3 separate regions of the Mus musculus genome follow, and regions 1 and 2 are each linked to region 3. Evidence: chromatin loops called from intact Hi-C (ENCODE). Cell type or tissue: heart. All regions are shown on one strand. Each heading gives the region's core, and the rest is flanking DNA. Links, peaks and the distances in the headings are about the cores only. Region 1 holds the start of Odc1 (ornithine decarboxylase, structural 1). Region 2 has its middle 4.1 kb from the start of Lpin1. Region 3 holds the start of Pdia6 (protein disulfide isomerase associated 6).

Region 1 (6,972 bases), core at 1,329-6,328, 280 kb before region 3:
CAATTTCACTGTCAAAAGTCATCATCTGGACTCCGTTACTGGCAGCATACTTGATTTGAGAGACTTGTTTACAAGGATTTGCATAGATAACCCTCTCTGCAGGCACCCCAAGCCCCTGCACCAACTGTATTTCAGTCTGAAAGAGAAGAGCAGTGTTGGGCTCTATACAGACCAAGTCTGACAAACAAAAGCACATGAAGTTGTCATGTGCACCTCAGCTTATTAATAACACTTATTAACACAACTGATGCCTCCTTGGGGCGGGGTGAGCAGTCTTACCTTGCTTGCACAGTCAAATCCTGTCCCAATGGCAGCTAGGGTGCTCACTATGGCTCTGCTATCGTTACACTTGACTGCGTAAAAGGGAGTGACGCGGGGAAGAGCTTTTAGCCACCTCAGATGCTTCTTTAGAATGTCTCCGAGGTCCGCAACATAGAACGCATCCTTATCGTCCTGGAATGAGAACAGGTTCAGGGACCTCATTAGCTGTCCAGCAGCTGGCCACACTGAAAACCCTTTTCCCTTCCTTAATCAAATTCTATCCCTGTTAGCAGTCACTGACATGGCATGACCAACCACTAGACAGTCCACAGTCACATTCTAGATTCTCTGGCAAGACAGGCTCATGTATGGTGCTAGGAGCTCTCAGCAGAGTTGCGGCCTTCCGTGGGCTTCCCGTACTTACAGAGGAAGAGACTTCATTGATTTTTTGGTCCAGAATGTCCTTAGCAGTAAAGCCTTCATCAAGGATGTGGCAGTCAAACTCGTCCTTAGTAAAGCTGCTCATGGTTCTCGATGTGCTTCTGAAACAGGGGAAGCCGCAAGTGAGCGGGAACACACTCAAAGTCGTAGCAATGCTCCAGCACAAATCCACAAGTAAACCGATACTTACACAGGGAACCTGGAGATGGAATCAAATTATCACCAGCTCCTCACAAGGTCGACTTAGCCAAGAACTCTGAATGCTGCCTTCTTGGAGTGGTGGAAACACTAGTGAATAGAAACACAAGATGTGATCTCCCTTGGAATCTTACCATTAAAGGTTACACGCTGCAACCATACACCAGAGTAAACAGGTGAAATAAAGTAGCCAGTACAGGAAGAACTGTGGGTGGGAATCCCAGGGCCTAGGTGAATAGACACCACCCTCCCCAAACAGATTCCACTGTTCAAAACTGAATGCCACAACTCTATACATATGGGACATCTCTCCAAAACAGAATGTGTCTCAGAAGCATATCTGCATACAGCCCATTAACTCTGGCAATATTACTGTATTACATGGCTTCATTTCTGAGCCGTTCCAGGTCTTCAGAAACTTCAAATGGCATTACAGTAACTACATGCAGCCCTGAAAATATCTTATTCCTTCCCACTTTGTTATGCTGAATGATCTTAAGTGAATACAGTCATTATCATCTATCTAGAGCACTCAAACTCAGTGAACAATCCATCAAAATTTTCCATAAGGAACTTTCATGCAGTACTAGCATTAAAACAAAACAAAACAAAACAAAACAAAAACCCAAACTCTTCAAATCAACAGGATATTGTTAGTTACTATTATGAGACACCAGTATCCCAAAGCCTATATTGCCTAACAAAATGAGCACTTCTGGGATCCTGACTGTCCTCAAATGCCTTCTAATATCCACTTAGTTATGGATAATAACCATATGGAAGGCATTTTTGGTCAACTTTATGACTAACAAAAATAAGCAAGGTCACCACTCTTAATAAAAGCTTCTGTCTGGGCCTTATGAAATGGACAACAGCAAGTGGCCAAGTAAAACTCGTTTTTTTCCGTTGTGTGACCCACTTCAGTGCCTGCAGCCTACAGGCACGGAGGCTGGGCAATGGTTAGGAGCCACAATTTGCTCTAGCATGGGACACTATGAGAGGCCCACGGGGAAGAGCCTGCCATAAATCCAAATCCATGCATGGTTAAACATGTTAAGCCTTAATTTAACGAGACTTTTGGCAATGTCAACTTCCGTTAGCTGCCTAAACCTCTCCTAAGTTAAGACTAGAGAAGAGAGCCAGCCAACTCGTTGTATATCATTTACAACTGATGAATGGGCTTTGGCAGTAACTTTGTAATTTTAGGTCTTAAGTATTTTCCAGGCAACCTTCCGGTTTAAACACGAAAAGCTTTGAGATACTGTTTTGCCTTTCTGTAGCTTTGCCTAAATAATATAATAGATAAGATCTGAAAGAAAAATGTTACTAACACATTTTGGTATGGGAAGTAGCTAAATCGTGTCAGACAATTAGCACAAGAAGGTAACTCTGGAAGATATAAGCCAATTAAAACAGAAAAGAATTCCAATCAGTCAAAGTCTGCCCGATCTTAGGTTTGAATAAAACAAACCACTACATTCTTTGTCCTCTCCCAGACATTCCTGACAGGCTCTGCCCCCCACACTTTTTCCAGTTATTGAGGATTCTGAGTAGGGTTTCCGGGACAGCCGGGAACCCGTTTTCCCCTAAACCACTAAGTCATTCAAGGAGTTCTAATTCCAAGTCACAGCTGGTGGGTATTCATTAGCAGTGACTCCCAGACTAAATTTGGTCTACCAACTTCCACTCCGGGTCATCGCCTCTGCTCTGTACACGTAGTGAAACTAAAGAAAGCAGCAGGAAACTAACTGCAGGACCGCTGCTCGCGGCCGCGCTCCCCTGCACCTGCCGCGGGCTTGCCCTCCATCATCACCCGGGCAAGTGGAGCGCTGAGTCCGGCTGACGCGAAGAGGGCTCCCATGGGGGGATCCGAGGGCTTGCAGCCGAGGTCCAGGAGCAGCTGCCTTCAGGGCGGCGGCTCGCAAGGTCACCGGTCCCGGGCCACGTGTCCCCTGCCGGCGGCCGCAGTCCGGGCCTCGCGACACGTGGCCGCACATCCCTCCCGCGTCCCGCTCACCTCACAGCACGGTGGCCCGGCTGGCCTGACCCATGGAGGCGCCGCCGCCAAACCCCGAGGAGCGCCCGTCCGTCCGTCCGTCCGCCCGCCGCCGCCGCCCCGTCAGCCGCCTCGTCGAGCCCGCCGCAGACGCCGACCGGAGGTGGCGCCGAGCTGCTGGCTGAGGGCGGCCGGCGGTGGCGGCTGCAGGGACTGACAAAGCCCGACGGTGCGACGCGCCGCTACTTATACGCCGAGCACGTCGTCATGGAGACGCACCAGCTCAAACCAGCCGCGATCGGTTCCGGCCGGGAGGCGCGGGGGAGGGGCGGGGACTCCGTGGCGGCCAACCCGGGTCCCGGCGCCGGAGGCGGGGGACGCGGGCCGGGCGCGTCAGTGGGGCGGGGCGCAGCGCGTGCCCACCCACCCGCCCATACGCCCCGCGCTCCCCGCCGGGCCTCGTGTCGGACACGCCCTGCGGCAGGCCTGCGCACGCGCACCACATCACCAGTCCTGGCTGCCAGCATGCCGCAGGGCCCTATGGGCAGCGGGCGGGAGTCGGCTGGTGCATGCGCACATGTACCTGGTCGCCAGTCTCTCGCCCCCTACCTCTCCGCCTAGGCACACAATCTCTTCCCCCTCTCCAGGTCCTAACGGCTGAACCCAGACCTGGAAGACTAGCAAAATTCTTCCTCGGCTTTCCATTCAGGGGGTGGTATTCCCTAGCGGGGCAGGCGTATCGCAGATGCAAGCGGAGGATGGATGGGCCGTGAGCTGTGCGCCGGCCACATAGACTAGACTTGGTGGCGCAGACTGACCCTGCATCACGACCCTGTATGCCTAAGCCTGAAAGCTTGCTGAGAGACAAGCCCGCGGAGGCTGACCCGGCCACTCCGTGTTATGTTGGTGGCTTCCAACTAGATGTTAGGCATCAGTTGCATGCTAAGTACGCCTTCTATCTAAGCAAGGGTCGTATTGAAAGGCGTGTTAGGGACAAGGTAAGAGGTGGTGGACAGCCACCAGCTGTCTCTCTTATTCTGTCTTTCAGGGTAGCTACAACTTTGAGAAGCCTGAATGCGAACAGAGTCTGGGCAGTAAATTTGTATCCACCAAAGTTACATTGTTAAAGAACAAGTGGGACTGACTTACATATTCAGTATTGGAAAAACACACGAACACTACAATTTGTTACTATGTATACTATGTATACGATGTTAATGGTTTGTTAATTCTCAGTTAAAACCCCTCTCCCAGCCCAGACGTTGAGATACCATAGCAGTACCAAAAAACTAACTTGAATCACAGCAAAGGAAAAAACTTGAAGCTTTTCAAGGGCCTGAGCAGGGCCAGATGACCCACACCTTTAATCCCAGTACTCAGGCAGAGGCAGGCTTTTGTTTATTTGTTTTTTGTTTGGTTTGGGTGGTTTGTTTTTGAGACCTGGCCTCTCAGTTTAGCCCTGGCTTTAGTGGAACTCTACCTGCCTCTGCCTCAAGAATGCTGGGATTAAAGGTATGTTCCTTCTCTGACCAGCTAAATCTCTTAAGTTTGAGACCAGTATAGTCTACAAAGAGTTCCAGACCAACCACGGCTACATAGTGAGACCCTATCACAAAACAAAGTCAAACAAACAAACCCCACTGGCTTTTCTCCAGAGGTCCCTAGAGAAAATCCACAACCCAGCTCCACTCCCAAACTGTTGTGCAGTTTTGTGCAAGCCTTGGTCTCATGTACCCAAGGGTCTTTTACAACCACAAAGTCCTGGGAGGAAAAACCTTAGTACACACTTCCAAGCCTGGGTCATAGTCCATAGATATTTGTTGAATGAGTGAATGAAAGAACGAGTGATTCACTTCTCCCTGAATCATGGCTTCTGCAGAAAGAAACAAGAGCCACAAAAGCATCAAGCAAGCTGTCCATACAACGATGGGATGGGCATTTCACTCTTCTCTTGGGCACCCTGCTCTTCCTTAGTTTTATATAATCCTGGAGCAGTCACAAGGTACCATGCAGAGCAGGAGAAGGGTATGGGATCCCCTCCTAACAACCCTTTTCTTCCCCAAGGACCAGATTAGCTGTTTTGACCAGTCAAAGAACATACAGCCCCAAGCGTTCAATTAGCATCTTTATCTCTGTGATGGGAGATAATCATAGTGTTTTAGTTTTGGAAACCTTACCTGGGAAGAAGAGCGCAGGTCTTGGTCAGGAAGACCAGGAGACCATTCCAAATTATAAACTACTCTGGCTCTATCACAACTGCCTATGTATGTATGGCACCAACCCACCCACATTCCAATTCCTGCCCAAACCCTCGGGAGGTGGTGTCTTGTACATGATCCAGCTGACTGTCAGGGTGGGGACAGAAGGTAGGGAAGGAGGGGCCCATTTCCTGGGGTAGTGGCCCTGCTAGCTGGTGGTAGACAGGCTCCAGCATGGAGAGGTCCCCAAAGCCGGTCTGAAAGCAGCTGAGCTTGAGTCATAAGACTCAACTACTAACCTGCATTCAAGAAGACAGACCAGTGGTGACTAAACCCAGGCTTAGTCAAACGAGTGGCATTACTGATATTATTTTCACCGGTTCCTCCCTTTCCCTACCCATCTTCCTTAAGAGAAAATCAACAAAGGCTAGGCTACCACTCAACACAAGAGTGCTTGCCCCTTTCTCCCTAGGGGCAATTTGAGGCCCCAAGTTCCATTGCCATTGTCTCTCCAAAGTAAAGCGATGAGACCTTATAAAATGCCAATGTCCAGAATGTTATCCTGACATGCAGTGAGGTGTTTGTGCTAGATTGTGCAGAGGCACCGAAGGATGGATGAAACCAGTGTAGATGCTGCTATTAGCGGTGTTCTCAGTTACTGTCTTATATTCTGGGGCTGTCTCTGACTTTCTTAGGGACTCTCAGCACTTGCCCATGGTAAAATCCTGAATCTCACGCCCCTCCTTGGAGGTGCAAGCTCAGTGTCTACAAGTAGTGATGGTTGGGCCAAGTTCTAAGAGCTCTAACTTTATTTTTTAAGACAGCATCTCATGGAGCTCAGGTCCCTGTGTAGCAGAGCAGAGCCTTGAATGGCTACTGCCTCCACCTCCCAAGTACATGGGGTAGTTACAAATGTAAAGAGGGCCCCTTATGGGAAAAGAATTACATCGCATAAAGGAATAACCAGCAATTGTATACAAATCCATTTACTTGGTATTGGCAAAGTCAAGACAGGGCTTTCATTCATCCATTGGTTCATCCCCTCCTAACAACTCCTTTTTTTCCCCAAGGATGAGATTAGCTGTCGTGACCCATCCGAAAATGTGCAGCCTGAAGCATTGTTTGTTTGTTTGCTTGCTTGCTTGTTTGTTTTAGATAAGGTCTCATTGTTGTATGTGTGGCTGGCCAGGAATCTGCTATATAGATAAGCTACCTGGAACTCACAGAGAGTATGCCTCAGTATGCCTCAGCGGGTATTGAAAGCATGGGCCATCACACCTGGCTTCAAGATAGACTCTTAAAAGAGGAAGAGAGGAGGAGGAATCCGTATCCAAAGTCATATCTGTCTTCTAGGAAAAGAACAGACTAGCCAGACATGGTAGCACACACCTTCAATCCTAGTGCTTGGGAGGCAGAGGCAGGTTCAAGGCTGGCCTGGTCTACAAAGCTGGGCTTTGTACAGCCAGGACTGCTCACACTGAGAAACCCTGTCTTGGAAAGAAAGAAAGAAAGAAAGAAAGAAAGAAAGAAAGAAAGAAAGAAAGAAAGAAAGAAAGAAAGAAAGAAAGAAAGAAAGAAAGAAAGAAAGAGAGAGAGAGAGAGAGAGAGAGAGAGAAAGAGAGAAAGAGAAAGAAAGAAAGAGGGAGGGAAGGAAGAAAGAAAGAAAGAAAGAAAGAAAGAAAGAAAGAAAGAAAGAAAGAAAGAAAGAAGGAAGGAAGGAAGGAAGGAAGGAAGGAAGGAAGGAAGGAAGGAAAGAAGGAAAGAAAGGAAGAGAGCAGACTAAAGTGAGATTCCTAATATTAGGCCACATAAGGAAATTAGCACCTGCCTTGCTAAAGGTGCACAACTCAAGATACCTGGGCAATGGAGAGCAGTCAC
Region 2 (6,972 bases), core at 1,266-6,265, 670 kb after region 3:
AGTTGACACAAAACTAGCCAGTACAGAGGCTTTTTCATACTCAAACCATAAGATGAGCAGAGAGGATTGTCAGAGATGGTAGAATATTAGACAAACACACTAAGATAATTATTTCCAGGCAAGGTATCTCTATGTAGACCTAGTTGTCCTAGAACCCACTCTATAGACCAGGCTGGCCTTGAACTCAGTTCTGTCTGCTTCTGCCTCCCAAATGCTAGGACTAAAGGCATGTGCCCACATGCCCTGTTAAAATAATTATTCTTTAAAAATGTGTATGAGTGTTTTCCTGTGTGTATATACATGCACCATTTGTAAACCTGGTACCCACAGAGGTTGTCAGATTCCCCAGAGCTGGAGTTAGAGAAGGTGGTGAGCCACTATGTGAGTGCTGAGAACTAAACCTGGGTCCTCTGCAAGAGCGGCAAGTGCTCTTAACTCCTGAACCATCTCTCTGGGTCCTGAAATAGCTATTCTTCAGGAGCAACCATGCCACCAATGATGTGAAATGAGAATGCCTGGTGTTTGTCAGTGTTCTCCTGAGAAATGGAGTCCACAGAACACAGGCAGTTTGGGAAGAGGGCCCACTGGATGCTGATAAGTCTTCAGTCTGAAAGCAGAGGACCCGGCAGTCAATGGGATTGTTCAGTTTGGGGGTAAAACTAGGGAAGCCTGCAGTTCATATGTCCAAAGGCAGTAGGTGAGAGAGGGAGAGGGAAGGGGGAGAATGGTGTCCTCTTCTCTCTCTCTCTCTCTCTCTCTCTCTCTCTCTCTCTCTGTGTGTGTGTGTTGGCTAGTTTATGTTGCTTTGGCACAAGCTATAGTCATTGGAGAGGAAGGAGCCTCAGGTGAGAAAATGTCTCCATAAGATTGGGCTGTAGGGCATTTTCTTAATTTGTGATTGATGGAGAAGGGCTCAGCCCATGGTGGGTGGAGTCATCTCTGGGTTGGTGGTCCTGGGTTCTGTAAGAAAGCAGGCTGAGCAAGCCATGGGGAGCAAGCCAGTAAGCAGCACTCCTCTAAGGCCTTTGAATTATCAGCTCCTGCCTTCAGGTTTCTGCCCTTTTTGAGTTCCTGTCCTGGCTTCCTTCAGTGATGGACTATGATATGCAAGTTCAAGCCAAATAAAACCTTTCCTCTCCAAGTTGCTTTTGGCCATGGTGTTTCATCACTGTAATAGTAACCCTGACCAAGACAGCGTTCTATCCAGAGCTCCAGATGAGTGATGGTGACTACCCACAAGAAAACCATTCTTTCTTGATCCATTGACTCAGATGCCATTGTCTCCAAGAAACACCCCCGTGGATGCACCCAGAAAGGAAAACAAAACAAAACAGAACAAAACAAAGGAAGGAAGGTTTTAGCAGCTGTCTAGATGTTTCTGCACTCAGTTAAGTTGCCTGTTAGAGCCAACCACCACAGTAAAATGCAGGGCTTGTCAGATTGGATAAAAAGAAGACGCTTCTTGATGTTGTGAACAGGAGATCCAACTTAAACAAAACAGCAGGGTAAAAGTAAGTGGAATAGAAGCTGGGTGTGGCCACGCACGCCTTATATCTCAGCACGATGGGAGGTAGGCAGGAGGAGTTCTGTGAGTCTCTGGCCAGCTCTACATAGTGAGTTCCAGGACAGCCAAGGCTACCAAGTCAGATCCTGTTTTTTAAAAATGTAAACAATAGAAAAATATTCAACGCTAACATGAATATAATGAGCTGGAGTCTTGCATTGTGGCACATGATTGTAATTCCAGCACTTGGGAAACTGAGGCAGGAGGAATGCTGTGAGTTTGAGGTGAGTTTCTGTATAGTTTATGCTGTGAAACCATGTATCAAAACATAAAAGCAAAGGCATCAACACCTAAAGAGAAAAAGATGTAGAACAGCTTATCGGTGTCAAACATTCAGAGCACGTGATAGCTGGAATTCAGGGTCATAGAGATCTAGAAGCAGAAAGATGTGCGCGGAGAGAGGGCCTTTGTCTGGAGAGAGTCCCATGAACCCTTGGCTTCTGGGTGCTGCTTCAGGTCATGCATCTATCAAAATAGCTTGTTCTTCCCCATAAATCTGAGGTTAATTTTATTGCACAAATGTAAAGTCCTTTCCCCCTGGATGTGCCAGTGATCGGAAGCAACCAGAGCAAATTCAATAAGACCCAGGGCTGTTCCTCTCAAGAGGTGAGATGTTCCCCAATCTTTCCTGGCTGTGAGCTCAATGCACAGGCTGGTCACAGAGCAGAGGCCATTGAGACATCAGCCCTGGGCCTGGCAAGCTCAGACGAGTGACTGAGCTGGGCCCCAAAAGTCTACCCCAGAGATACCACCAACTTGCTTGGTGACGCTCTGTGGAAGGTGAGGAGAGTTCTGGTCTTAAAACCTCCCACGGACACCATGGCGAGAAGATCACTTTCTTAACAGACTCCCACCTTGTTGGATACCAAGTTACTGTATCGGAGTGTTGTCATCTGCTGGGGTGTCCTGACCTACTCTAAGTGACAGTTTGGCAAGATGAATGGTAGACATTCTTTCTTAAATGCTTGTCAATCATTATCAACAATATGTCTCTGTGAACGCTGAGTGAGAACCAAGGATGGTCCAGTGACAAGAATTTTACTTGATCCATGTCCCAACACAGGAACTCCTCTGATTGCACCAAAATGCTGAGCCGAGGCTGGGTCACTCATGATGGATGGCCAAGGGAGTTGAGCTTCAGCCATGCCTGTGCCAGGGATGAGCTGGGCTGGAACTCAGGCCCACAGAATTTTAGTCCCTAAATATTGTGTATCTACCCAGGTTGCTTATTTTTTTTTGTGGGAAATTGTAGACCAGCCGTTCTCAACTTGTGGGTCATGACCCCTTTGGAGGTCACATATCCTACATTATCAGATTTCAGGCCTGCCCTGAAAAAGACGACATGGAATTCCATTGACCAGGGAGCAGTGGGACTAAGGAGACTCTAGGGGAAAGGTCTAGGGCTCAGATCAACAAGTATATACCATGAAGTCTAGCTTCAACTAACTGGCCATGTGTCTGTTAACTGGCCGTGTGACTTCAGCCACTTCTTGGTGCCTTACTTTCTTTATTCCTCTGGGACAGCAAATGGTATCTACTCTATAGGGCTTGTTAAAAAAGAAATGTGGTATACAGAGTCTAGAGCCGGGGTTGGCTTGGAAATAGCCTTTAAATGCTAGCCACCGCTGTCCTTACTTTATGTCTATTGGTCTGCCACTCTATATACAGGAGGACTCTTTCAGCCTTGGGATTCACAGAGGTACTATGACTGTACTCATCTCACGCTGAACTCTTGGGTCCCTGCCCTTGTCTCACCCTTTCTGGACAGCTAGTTTCTTAGCTGGGCAATGTGAGACTTGAGACATATGACTCACAGGACTGGTGCCCTCACCCTGGCCTGACAAGGTCACAGGTGACACAGCTGACTGGGGACAGAGAATTTTGTTTGTCCCTAGCGGCAAGTGGTGAAGTAGTCAGTAGCTTCCCAGAGCAGCATCCGTTCTTCCTAAATTATAGAATTCATCCGTCCAGTCTATGCTGACGTTGACCTCCGTCAGCCTCACTCTGTACCTTGGCACCACTATAGTCCCGTGTTGTCCTTCTGGTCTAGCCTGGCTCATTGAATCTTTCCCATATGACCACAGTGAAAAGACCGTTATGGTGGTGCCTCTCTTGCTTTCTCTGAGGGAGACATCTTACACAGTAGCTACGATTGTCCCTGCCCACCGAGGCCAGACTCTGTCAGCTCTGACGGACCCCAGGTTCTCTGTATTCGCTGTTGATTGCCCCTTGCCCTTAGCTCCTCCATCTGGCCTGGATTTGCCCAGAGGGACTCAGGACTCCCAGACTGGGATGAATCCTCTTGCTTGGGGACTGGACTGCCCAGACCCTTCGTCAGTGGACAACCCTTGGGCTGGTAGCAACATTGAACATATGATCACTACTTGAGACCGTGTGCTTACTGAGGACAGGTACCCTCATGTAGCCCAGGAATCTACGACATCACAGGTCGCTGTGCTGACTGGGAACTGAGTAAATGACTAGGGAACACGGCCACAGTGTGTGTGTCAGCCCAAGGCTTCGTGTGTTGGCAATGTTGTAGGCCTGAGTCCCAGGGGAGCCTGGGTGCTATTTCCTTCCTGGCGTGATGGGGGATGGATTGGAGTAACACAGACTCTAAGATGCGTGCTTGCTGCCAGCTAGCAGCTTCCCTTATATGTCTTTGACACCCCCCCCCCCCTTACCCCTTTTGCTCTCCTGGAGCATCACCCTGATTAAGATGGCCCTGGTGACACACTGAAGTCTGCCTTCCCTGATGCCTTTGTTCCTGCCCCTTGCCATTCCCAGATTACTTTCCTCTTCCTCTGCCTTTGGAACCAGGACCATTTATACCCTCTCCCCAGAAATTCCCCCAGGCCCAGGCCCAGTGCCATGGGCTGTATCCTGTCTCTGCTGGGGTTTCCCACTGCTGGGTCGAGTTGTCCTCCCTCACCCTAGTGAAGCGGTACCAGGTGGCCAGAGGTTCCCACCTTGCTTCTGAGGACCCCAGTAAGGAAATCCCCACGATGAAGAAGCCACATTGTGTCACCTGGGGTTGGCGTCAGAGCCTGGGCTCTGCCAATCCTAATTCCCTGACAAGTGGGGCTCTGCCCCCATGCCTTCAGTGGGCCAGTCAGACAGAAGGGGGATGGGGAAGAGCAGAGGAAGGAGACATAGTCAGTGTGGCCCCAGCAGGAAGAGGAACAAAGAAGGTGTGTGGGGATTCTCTTCCTAGAAGGCAAGCTTCCTCCTCCAGGAGGATGCCGGGCTTCATTCAGCCATTGTCTTCTCCCTGAGTGGGAGTCCTAGGGAAATTCTAGTTTCTCCAGAGGGCCAGCGTCTCCTTTGGGTACCTTAAAGCCGGGGGCCCTCTATTAAGGGCTAGCCTTAGACTCTGAAGAGCCCCCCATTCCCAGAAGCCCTAGGCATTAGTGCTCTGTCCTTCTGGGACAGCACCCAGTGGCTCTGCAAGACTTTCTGCTGTGATTTTGCAGAGCCGACCACTAGAGTGGAGAGGTCCACCTATGGTGGCTGTGGGGGTCTCATGAAGAGGGCCGCTCACTCTTCTGTCCACACCTGCCCAGGCATGCTGGTTAGCCGTGCAGCATTCAGGAAAACAGAACCTAAGGACTTAACAGTTACCGTCACTGCCAGCAACTGAGGAGACCGATTTTCATTTAGAAGGGGTGGGTGTTTTTATATTCACATCAGCAGGGACCAGTTCCTGGTGTGGCGAGGAACACCTGCGGTCCCATGTTTAGCAAAAGAGCAATTTTCAGCACCGCATAGCCTGTTGTCCCATCCTGATGGACGCCTGCATGATGCTTGTCCTTTCTGAGGGACCAGGGAGCCAGCTGCAGCCACCAAGTCCTTATAGAATTCCCACTCCTAGGACTACTGGATTTTAGAATTGAAAATCTAGTCAGTGTTGGCCAAGAACTTAACAAGTTCCTTTCCAGCCTCCAAAGGACCTGCTTAACCAACACCTCCGCTCACTTCCTGGATTGTAAAACTGAGTACGGAATCGAGGATGCTGTACTGCTGAGCCCAGGATTGGCTCCTTCCTCCTCTAGCTAGAGTCATTAGGTTATTTCCCCTCTTCCGACTTGGGCTGAACACAGCAGGTACTGGGATTGGCTCAGGGGATCACCTCAGTTCTCTGGCTGAGTCACAGCTCAGCGGCAGGAGCGTGGCTGCAGACAAAACACTGCCTAGGGCCCCACCAGGGGGGCTCCAGACTTTGCCGGGTTAGAACACCTGGGCTTCAGAGACTCCAATTTTTGTATAGTGCGACCATCTCCTGTGACCTAGTGAATGTTTCTGAGATAAGTGACCTGTTTGTGGGATCTTCTTATAGGCAGCAGGCAAAGCTGGTCCTATCTTTGCTACTCAGAGCTGTCTGGGTGCGTTTGCGGTTGTGTGTGCGGGTTCCAGACCCCAGGTTCATTTGTGGGGTAAGGGCTTTGGGCTGGACTTTATGTGTTCAGATTCTCCTCCACCTGCTTCAAATCTGGAAAATAATAATAATAAAAATGACCTTATTTAGATGACAGAATGTAAGACTGTAAGACATGCTTTCTGGAAGGCCTTGGGGTGGGGGTGTGGAGGATGGAGGAGATGATGGAGGTGGGGCAGGGTGCCTTCATTCTGGGGTCCAGAACCCCAGGACTTTGTGGGCAGCGGAGACAACCCTTGTGGCTACTTGTGTTGCCCCAAGTGCAGCTGGAGCGCTTCCACCTCTGTCTTTATGCTCAGAGTCACCCTGCCTGTGCTGATCTCCTGAGCACTGGGGTGGAGGCAGCCCAGCCTGGCTCAGTTCCCTTGCAGGTCTTCGGTGGCCTGGTCTTGGACTGGGGTCCTAGCTTGCTTGGTGGGCAGAATCCCTTGAGAGGGATCTCCAGTGCCTCGGAAACCCAGTGTGGGGGTGGGGGTGGGGACCTGTAATTCCAGAAACCGGAAAGCAGAGGGATTGGAAGTTCGTGGTCACCTTTAGATTCGTAGATTTTAGGACCAGTTTGGGGTACACAAGCCACTCCTCCCTGGACCTCCCCACGAACTAGTTTTTCTCAAGGTGGGACGCACCCGTCATCATTCTGACCTCCCTCTCCTGGGTTGCTTGTGGCTGGCATCCATTTCTGACTCATATTTCTGCATATAGTTTCCGGTGACAGGTACATTATACTTGGGCTCTCTCTGTTGGTCTACGAGACCCCAGGTATATGTTCTCCAGCAGTCTTCCTCAAGGTCTTTGCTCTTCTGTCCCCCAGAAAGCACTGACTCTTCGGAGGGTTGTTGTATATATAATTTGATATTTATTACCTGGATGTAGCTCAGTTAGCGGATGTGAAGCTCTGGGGTCCATTCCCGGCTCGCATAAAGTAGGCATGGTGGGGGTAGGATTGCCTGTAACCTCAACACTTGGGAGGTAA
Region 3 (6,972 bases), core at 1,065-6,064:
CATGAAGGGCATAGAACTCACAACCATTACAGCTGCTGCTTCTAACTCTGAGTGCAACCACTTGAGTCTTCACAGCTAGCCAGAATCTAGGAATCTTCATTTTTTTTAAAAAATAAGCAACCACAAGAAGAAAAGGACCATGTATATTCAATGCAAATATATCAGAGTAGCTCTCTAACTCCTGTTTCCAAGTTGTTGATTCAGTAAGTCTTGGCATGAATAAACAGATATATTATTTAAGAACATTATATCTGATGGAATCCAGTTGATTTTTTTAAAGATTTATTTATTATTTTATATATAAGTATACTGTAGCTGTCTTCAGACACACCAGAAGAGGGCATCGGATCCCATAACAGATGGTTGTGAGCCACCATGTGGTTGCTGGGAATTGAACTCAGAACCCCTGGAAGAGCAGTCAGTGCTCTTAACCGCTGAGCCATCTCTCCAGCCCCTAGGTTTTTGCTTTGTTTTTTTAAAAAAAGATGTGAAAGCAGATGTGATGGCTCAGTGAATAAGAGCACTTGCTAGGCAAGCATAACCATCCACGTGCCCTTAGTGACCATATAAAGAACTGAGCATGGTTTTATGTCTGCAACCCCATTGTGGAGAAGGAGAGGGCAGAGGTAGGAGGATCCTGAAAGCTTGCTGGCCAGCTGAAAAGAGAGCTTTTAGTTCAGTTACAGACCCTCTCTAAAGGGAATAGGTAGATAGAGGAAGACACTCAACATGTCCCTTTGGCCTCTGCGGGTTCAGACACCTTTACACTCAAGAGAATGTGCCAAATATGCCCACATCACACACAAATACAAAGATATCACAGAAGGAACTATCGAGAAAGGGGAATGGGACCCGAGAGAGAGGGAACAACAATGGGTAATGTGTTGAGTGTAGTGAATATAGTCAAAGTACACTACATACATGCATGAGAATGTCACACAATAGCTACTCTCTGTACTGTGAGTATATGCTAATCTAAATGTCTAAGAAGTACACTACATTTGAATTTAACAGCTAACATACAACCAGAAGGCAGAGCAGGGAGGGCTGAAGCTGCTATGTTTAATGACACTGTTGTCTGTGAGCACCTGGGCTACTGTGATAGTGAAAAGAACCAGCAGCAGAGGACAGAGGACTGGACAAGCGGAGGGAAGAAGTCCAGAGAACACAGACAACTGTTTACATGAGTTTCATTGTGAAGACCTGGGAAGAGCAAGAGCCATGTGGGGTGGAGGGACGCATCTCCCTAGAGATGCAAGTGGTCTGCGTGGATATGTGTGCATAGTGGGAGAGGCCGAGGACACTGAGGGTCTGAACAAGATGCCCTGAATCAGGAGCTCTGCAAGGCTTCCACTATTTTCACTAAGTGGGGCAGGATGAGTATGTTTCGATGCTGGCTCAGCCAGTGGGGCTGTTCCCTCAAACTATTATCCCCTCTGAAAGCCACCAGCCACATGTGGCTACCGCAAACTGAAAGCTTCTCCAATGGTAAGGAAACATATTGGTTCCAAAGACTTGAAGAAAAACAGAAACAAATTTCTATTAATATTCTCTCACTGGTTATATGCTGGAATCATGATGTTAACCCATGAGTGTGGCTTAAAGATAGGATGTGCACTAAGAAGCACACACGGAGACTATCTCACCACCAGGTCAAAGCTACAAACAGGGACAGCTAGCTCATCATTAGGGGGATATAATCCAGTGGGCTTGCCACCGTAAATGCAGTTGTTATGTAAACTTAGTTCAAAACACTGTTAGCTGTTCTGCTATGCCTTTTTATTTGTGGCTCCTAGAAAACTTAGGATATTACACACAGTTTGCATTGTATTTCTATTGGATGGTAATGCTCGCTGAAAGGAATAGTAGTGCTTGCCTCCAGAGTGTTGGGATTAAAGACACATGCTACTATGCCTAGTAAGTTTATCTTGTTTATGAAACTGTCATGAAGTTGGGCAGTGGTGGCGCACGCCTTTAATCCCAGCCCTTGGGAGGCAGAGGCAGGAGGATGTCTGAGTTCGAGGCCAGCCTGGTCTACAGAGTGAGTTCCAGGACAGCCAGGGCTACACAGAGAAACCCTGTCTCGAAAAAAAAAGAAAAAAAAAAGAAATTGTCATGAATTCATATTTGTTTGATACACTGAGTCTTGTGAAAATTGAAAGGTAGAAAAAAAAGTCTAGTTATAGACACTTGGAAGGTAAAGTCATTACGGACTACCAATCATCTCCCATGTAACCTTGTTATAATCGACTTCTGACTGATGGCCACCCTAACTTTTAAGGTGCTTAGGTCTTAGACCTTTGATAGGGTAGCCATCTGTTAAGAGAAGCTCTCAAGGAACTAGGCAAAGTGTAAAGACAGAAGTCTTACTATATCAGCCATGGAAGAGGAATGCCTTCCTGAGGCATGGAGCCTCCATCCCTGTGGGAGCCTGCAGAGAACATGTTGCTCCCCTGATGCCCTAATGGCCAAGAGAAGTGGAACCACCCAGTTCTGCCTCAGCCTACCAACTGATGGCTCTAAGATGATCTAACAGGGTTAGGAAGAATCAAATACACTGTTCCTTGCACTTGCTCTCCAAGCAACAGCCCCACCCCCACCCGGGGTGGTGGTGGTGGTTTACTATGGCTGAATAGGTCAATGCTGACCCATCAAATCCTGCTTCTAAAATTCACATGGCCACTCTACACAGTGATAATGAGCACCACCGGGAAAAAAAGAACTCCCAGGGTCCACAATCTATGCGTGCAGATGGTTTTGCCATCTGTGGCTTCCCATTCAATCTCTGTAGCAGTTAAGGGTGTTATAAATTCACACCAGTAACATTTCTGCCTGGCAGCCGCTGGCAGCAGGGTAGCCAAAAAAAAGGCTGACTACCTTATTAAAATAATGAGTTAATTGATAGAATCACTTTTTCACAGGCACTCACTGGAAAACCAAAGATTAAATCTTTCCCTCTCATCTGCTCTCTACAGTAACCCAGAAAGTAGTATTTTTCTTGCTTACTCTCTTTAAATATGTACTATAGCTCATGGGGCGAACACGGTTGAAAAAAGCTGGCAGAGCAGTGAGAAAATATGCTCCGGGTCTCAACTAGTAAATGGAGGGAGAAGTGGTGTAGGGATCCACCTCCCTCTCCTACTTTCTAGCCAGGATCAGCTGAGTTAACTAATGTCAAAAACTATAGGCCCATTTACAAGGACAGCCGGGAGATGAGGGCCCCTCAGATTCGCCCACGAGTCGCTAAACATCATTCCCGGACACCTGGGTGGACGACCAAAGGCATTTTAAGTGCTCAGGAGTTGTGAGGCCTTGGTCAGTGGGCACTGCCCACTTCTAAGACACCTTCGGGACAGGCCTCTGCTATCTGCCTATAAAAGTGAAGGCTGAGCTGGACCGGAGGCGGACCGCACTCGTGGGGAGCAGAGGCTGCAAGTCTCCGACTCCCCGGGGCCTCCCGTAGTGGGCCCGACCTGGCCTCTCCCACCCAGCTCGCCGCGAAGTCCCCAGGCAGGCCCGGCAACTCGTCCCTCCACTCGGCCCTGCTTCGCGGCCCCGGCCCTTCAGGCTGCCTCCGACCGGCTTCCCACCACAGGCCCGCGCTTACCGAGCACCAGGCGAGCCATGCCGATCACCCGCATTCTGTCCGTGCCGCCGCTGCCTCGGCTCTGCCGCGCCCACGTCCCGCCCTCGGCTTCTAGCGGGCGGTGCGCCGGCGCGCGGAGGCGGGCCGGAAGGGCTCGCCACGCCGTGGCCGCCTTTCATTGGTCTCTGTGGACTTCGCTCATGTGCGTGGCCAATTGAAAGCGGCCGGGTAGAGGTTACCGGTTTGTTTTTTTTTCCTCGGGGGTGGGGGCGAGCGGAGTAGCGGAGCGGGGCGGGGCAGGGCGAGGATGGGCGGGGAATGAAGGGGCGGGGTCAGGGGACCTCCGGCCCTGTTCCTGCGGGGTACCCCTTGTTCCCCTAATTTTTTTCTGAGTTAACTGAAACAAAACAAAAAACCCAGGACTAAGGGGTCCTCATTTCTTCCTGGCTTTCATTCTTTTTCCTCTTTGCCTCTCTCGTGGCCCCTTCCAGCTCTCATTCCTTGAACTGTCCCTTTATGTCGGGAGAATAGTCCTAAGACTTCAGTGTGTTTGGGACCTTATTTATTCTTTTGTTCGCGGACTCAGCATTCAGTGAAAACCATTTGCCAAACTTATTCTGTATATAGTATCATTCCAAACTTTATTTTGTTAAATTGATTGCAAAGCCTTGTTCACTCATGTGCCCCTAGACCCTCAGAGTATAAACTGCGGGGTTTATCGTTCTTGGCTCTGGGGGTGAGGGCTAAAATGTATTGCTTTGCAATATTTACAAAGGTGTTTAAGGCTAACAGAGTGAGACACAATAGAAAAATAATGGCAGGGGATGCCTTTCTGTTGGTGTGCTTGAGTAACATGCGTGAAGCCCTGGCTAGGATCCCTAGCACCACAGAAACACAGCATGGTGACTATGGTGGCTAGTTTTATGGCAACTTGACTCAAGCTAGAGGAAACCTCAAAAACAACAAAAAAAAAAGCTTCTATAAGATCCAACAGTAGGACATTTTCTCAATTAGTGATTGAAAGGGCCCAGCCCATTGTGAGTGGTGCGGTCCCCGGACTTGCGGTCCTAGGTTCTATAAGAAAGCAGGTTGAGGGTAAGTCCTGAGCAGCGCGTCAGTAAGCCACATCTCTCCGTGGCCTCTACTTCAGCTCCTGCCTCCGGGTTCCCATCCTGTTTGCCTTCCTGCCCTGACTTTCTTGAATAATCAACATGGAAGGATAAACCAAACCCTTTCCTCCCCAAGTTGCTTTGGTCATGGTGTTTCATCACAGCTACAGTAACCCCAACTAAGACAGTAACACACCTGTAGTGCCAGCGCTAAAGAAAAGGAAGCAAGAGAATTAGGGGTTCAAGGCCAGCTTTGGCGACACAGTCAGTTTGTGGCCAGCCTGGACTACATGAGATCCTGTCTAAATTTTTTAAATGCTAATAAAAATTTTAACAACAATAATAGCTTCTTTTTACTGAATGACAAAACAACGCTGACCCTGGCCAGAGCTCTCTTGGGCAAAGGGCTCCAGGAGAAGTGGTGCCCTGTTGGAAGGTGGAGCCCTAGGAGTGCCTTTGGAGAGACTGGCAGGCAAATGAGGCTCCAAGGAGCACCAGAACCACAAGGCTGACTCTTGTAAGCCATTGGCAAGCTTTCCTGTCCACAGCAGGCACACTGCTTATTTTGGGACAGGAAGTCCCTCTGGAACCTTGGTTAGCTCCACCTTTGCAGGAAGGTGCCAGTGATCACAGAGCTATGTGTGGAGTCAGAGCAGAGGTGTGTGAGGTCTGCAGAGAGACATAGTTGGGCGGTGTGTTCTCCTGGAAGGCCCTGAGGTGAAATGCTACTTGTTTTTCTGAGGCTTTCCTCAGCTTTCTGTGTTTCCCCCTGAAATATGCAGCTGTAGAAAATGGAATTCCAGTGAGATCCTTTCCCTTGACGGATAAGGACTGGGAATGAAATCCTGTTTTCATCCAGACGTAGGAATTTAATTCTGATCACCTGCAGGGGATCCCCTCATTTCTTATTCCTTAACCCAGCCTCCTCCTCCTCACATGAACCATCAAGCTGCCACAACGTGTCAAAAAGGGGCGTGCATTCTGAAGCTACCAGCTGACTCTACCTCTTTAGGCCTGCTATGTGAACAACACCATAGTCCTAACTCAAAACCAGTCCTGATAGTGGTAATAGTTCTGGTCCATTTCATGACTCATGAGGTCCCCATCTAATCTGTCGCAGAGTAAGGCAAACGTGGACCTTTCCATGAAGCCTACTGTACACGGAGACTGGCTTGCAAATGTGTACCAGGATAAGCAGGAACCATTCCCTTTCATTAAAAGCAAAGAGGATATTAACAGTCTATGCTGGTCAGCTTTTGTCAGCTCAACGTCAGCTAGAGTTACCTGGGAAGAGGGGATCTCAATTAAAAATTTGCTTCTATCAGTGTGGCCAGTGGGTATGTCTGTGCAAGCACCTCTTTTTCCTTTTTAACTGCTAATACATGGAGGAGGGATCAGCCTTCCCTGGGCAGGCGGTCCTAGGTTGTATAAGAAAGGTGACAACAGGAGCAAGGAAGCAAGCCAGGAGGCAGAGTTCCTTTGTGCTCTCTGCTTCAGTTCCTGTTTTCGGCTTCCTGCCTTTGTGTCGCTTGAGGATGGGCTGTAACTAGTAACCCAAATGAACCTTTTCCTTACAAGTTGCTTTTGGTCAGTGTTTTATCAGAATAGGAAAAACAACAACAAACAAACAAACAAAACCCTAAGGCACAGCCTAACTATGCCAGGTCCTGATGGAGGCACAGCCCCTGCCAGGGAGCACACAGCCCACACAGAGGCCAAGGAGACAAAGGCACATTATAGTGATAGTGCTGTGTTCCTTGGGTTCTGCTTCAGTGAAGACCCTGGTACCATAGAACCCAAGATTAACCTCTTTTTTGTTTGCTTCCTCACTGTGATAAAATGTATATACAATTCCCTGCTTTGGATTTTTTCACAGCGCTGAGGATCAGACCCTTACACATGCTAGCAAGCCCTCTGCCTTGGGGTCACACCTCCAGCCCCCACTCAGTATCCACATCCAGAGTTTTCATTGTTCCAAACAAAATTCTGCCTACAAGAACTTCATCTTTCCCCCTCATCCCTGGTCATCATACTTTCCATGTTTAGAAATTTGCCTAATGTAAATGCTTCATACAGGCTGGATCAATTCTGTCCTTTCAGAGTCTAGCCTATTCTCTATATTCAACATGTCATATGAATGTTGCCATACATGTTTTCAAAGTCTCTCCATATGGTAGCATGTGTTAGAATCTCATTTCTTTCTAAGGTTGATTAGATTTCCAGTGCAGTGATGCATCATGTTTTATTTACCCATTTCTCTGTTGATAGACAGTTGGG

The links. Peaks named below come from ENCODE experiments on the same cell type or tissue, not always from the same donor. Only the 100,000 strongest peaks of a DNase experiment are listed, where the experiment ranks them.
Region 1: a loop joins it to region 3, with 5 times the contacts of the local background. A loop is called at or near these places in 4 of 42 quality-filtered maps.
Region 2: it touches region 3 in a loop (2.5-fold over the local background); 3 of 42 quality-filtered maps call a loop at or near these places.

What each region holds. Positions count from the first base shown.
Region 1 is chr12:17,541,114-17,548,085 of GRCm38, reverse strand. It overlaps Odc1 (ornithine decarboxylase, structural 1), which reads right to left and starts at 3,213. Exons shown (of 12, transcript NM_013614.2): 1 at 2,918-3,213; 2 at 893-990; 3 at 686-803; 4 at 280-453; 5 at 1-136. The coding sequence starts at 787. It overlaps Gm22748 (a small nucleolar RNA gene), which reads right to left and starts at 1,940; the gene lies at 1,805-1,940. In heart, for the core only: a CTCF peak has its summit at 3,492; a DNase peak (open chromatin) is centred at 3,325; H3K4me3 peaks cover 2,690 bases; H3K27ac peaks cover 2,524 bases.
Region 2 is chr12:16,590,354-16,597,325 of GRCm38, reverse strand. It overlaps a transcript of Lpin1 not described here. Among named protein-coding and RNA genes, the nearest start is that of Lpin1, 4.1 kb to the right of the region's middle. In heart, for the core only: CTCF peaks have their summits at 3,461 and 5,779; DNase peaks (open chromatin) are centred at 3,399, 4,072 and 5,725; H3K4me3 peaks cover 731 bases; H3K27ac peaks cover 1,554 bases.
Region 3 is chr12:17,263,287-17,270,258 of GRCm38, reverse strand. It overlaps Pdia6 (protein disulfide isomerase associated 6), which reads right to left and starts at 3,670. Exons shown (of 13, transcript NM_027959.4): 1 at 3,608-3,670. The coding sequence starts at 3,626. In heart, for the core only: no CTCF peak of the experiment used is centred there; a DNase peak (open chromatin) is centred at 3,768; H3K4me3 peaks cover 2,351 bases; H3K27ac peaks cover 2,343 bases.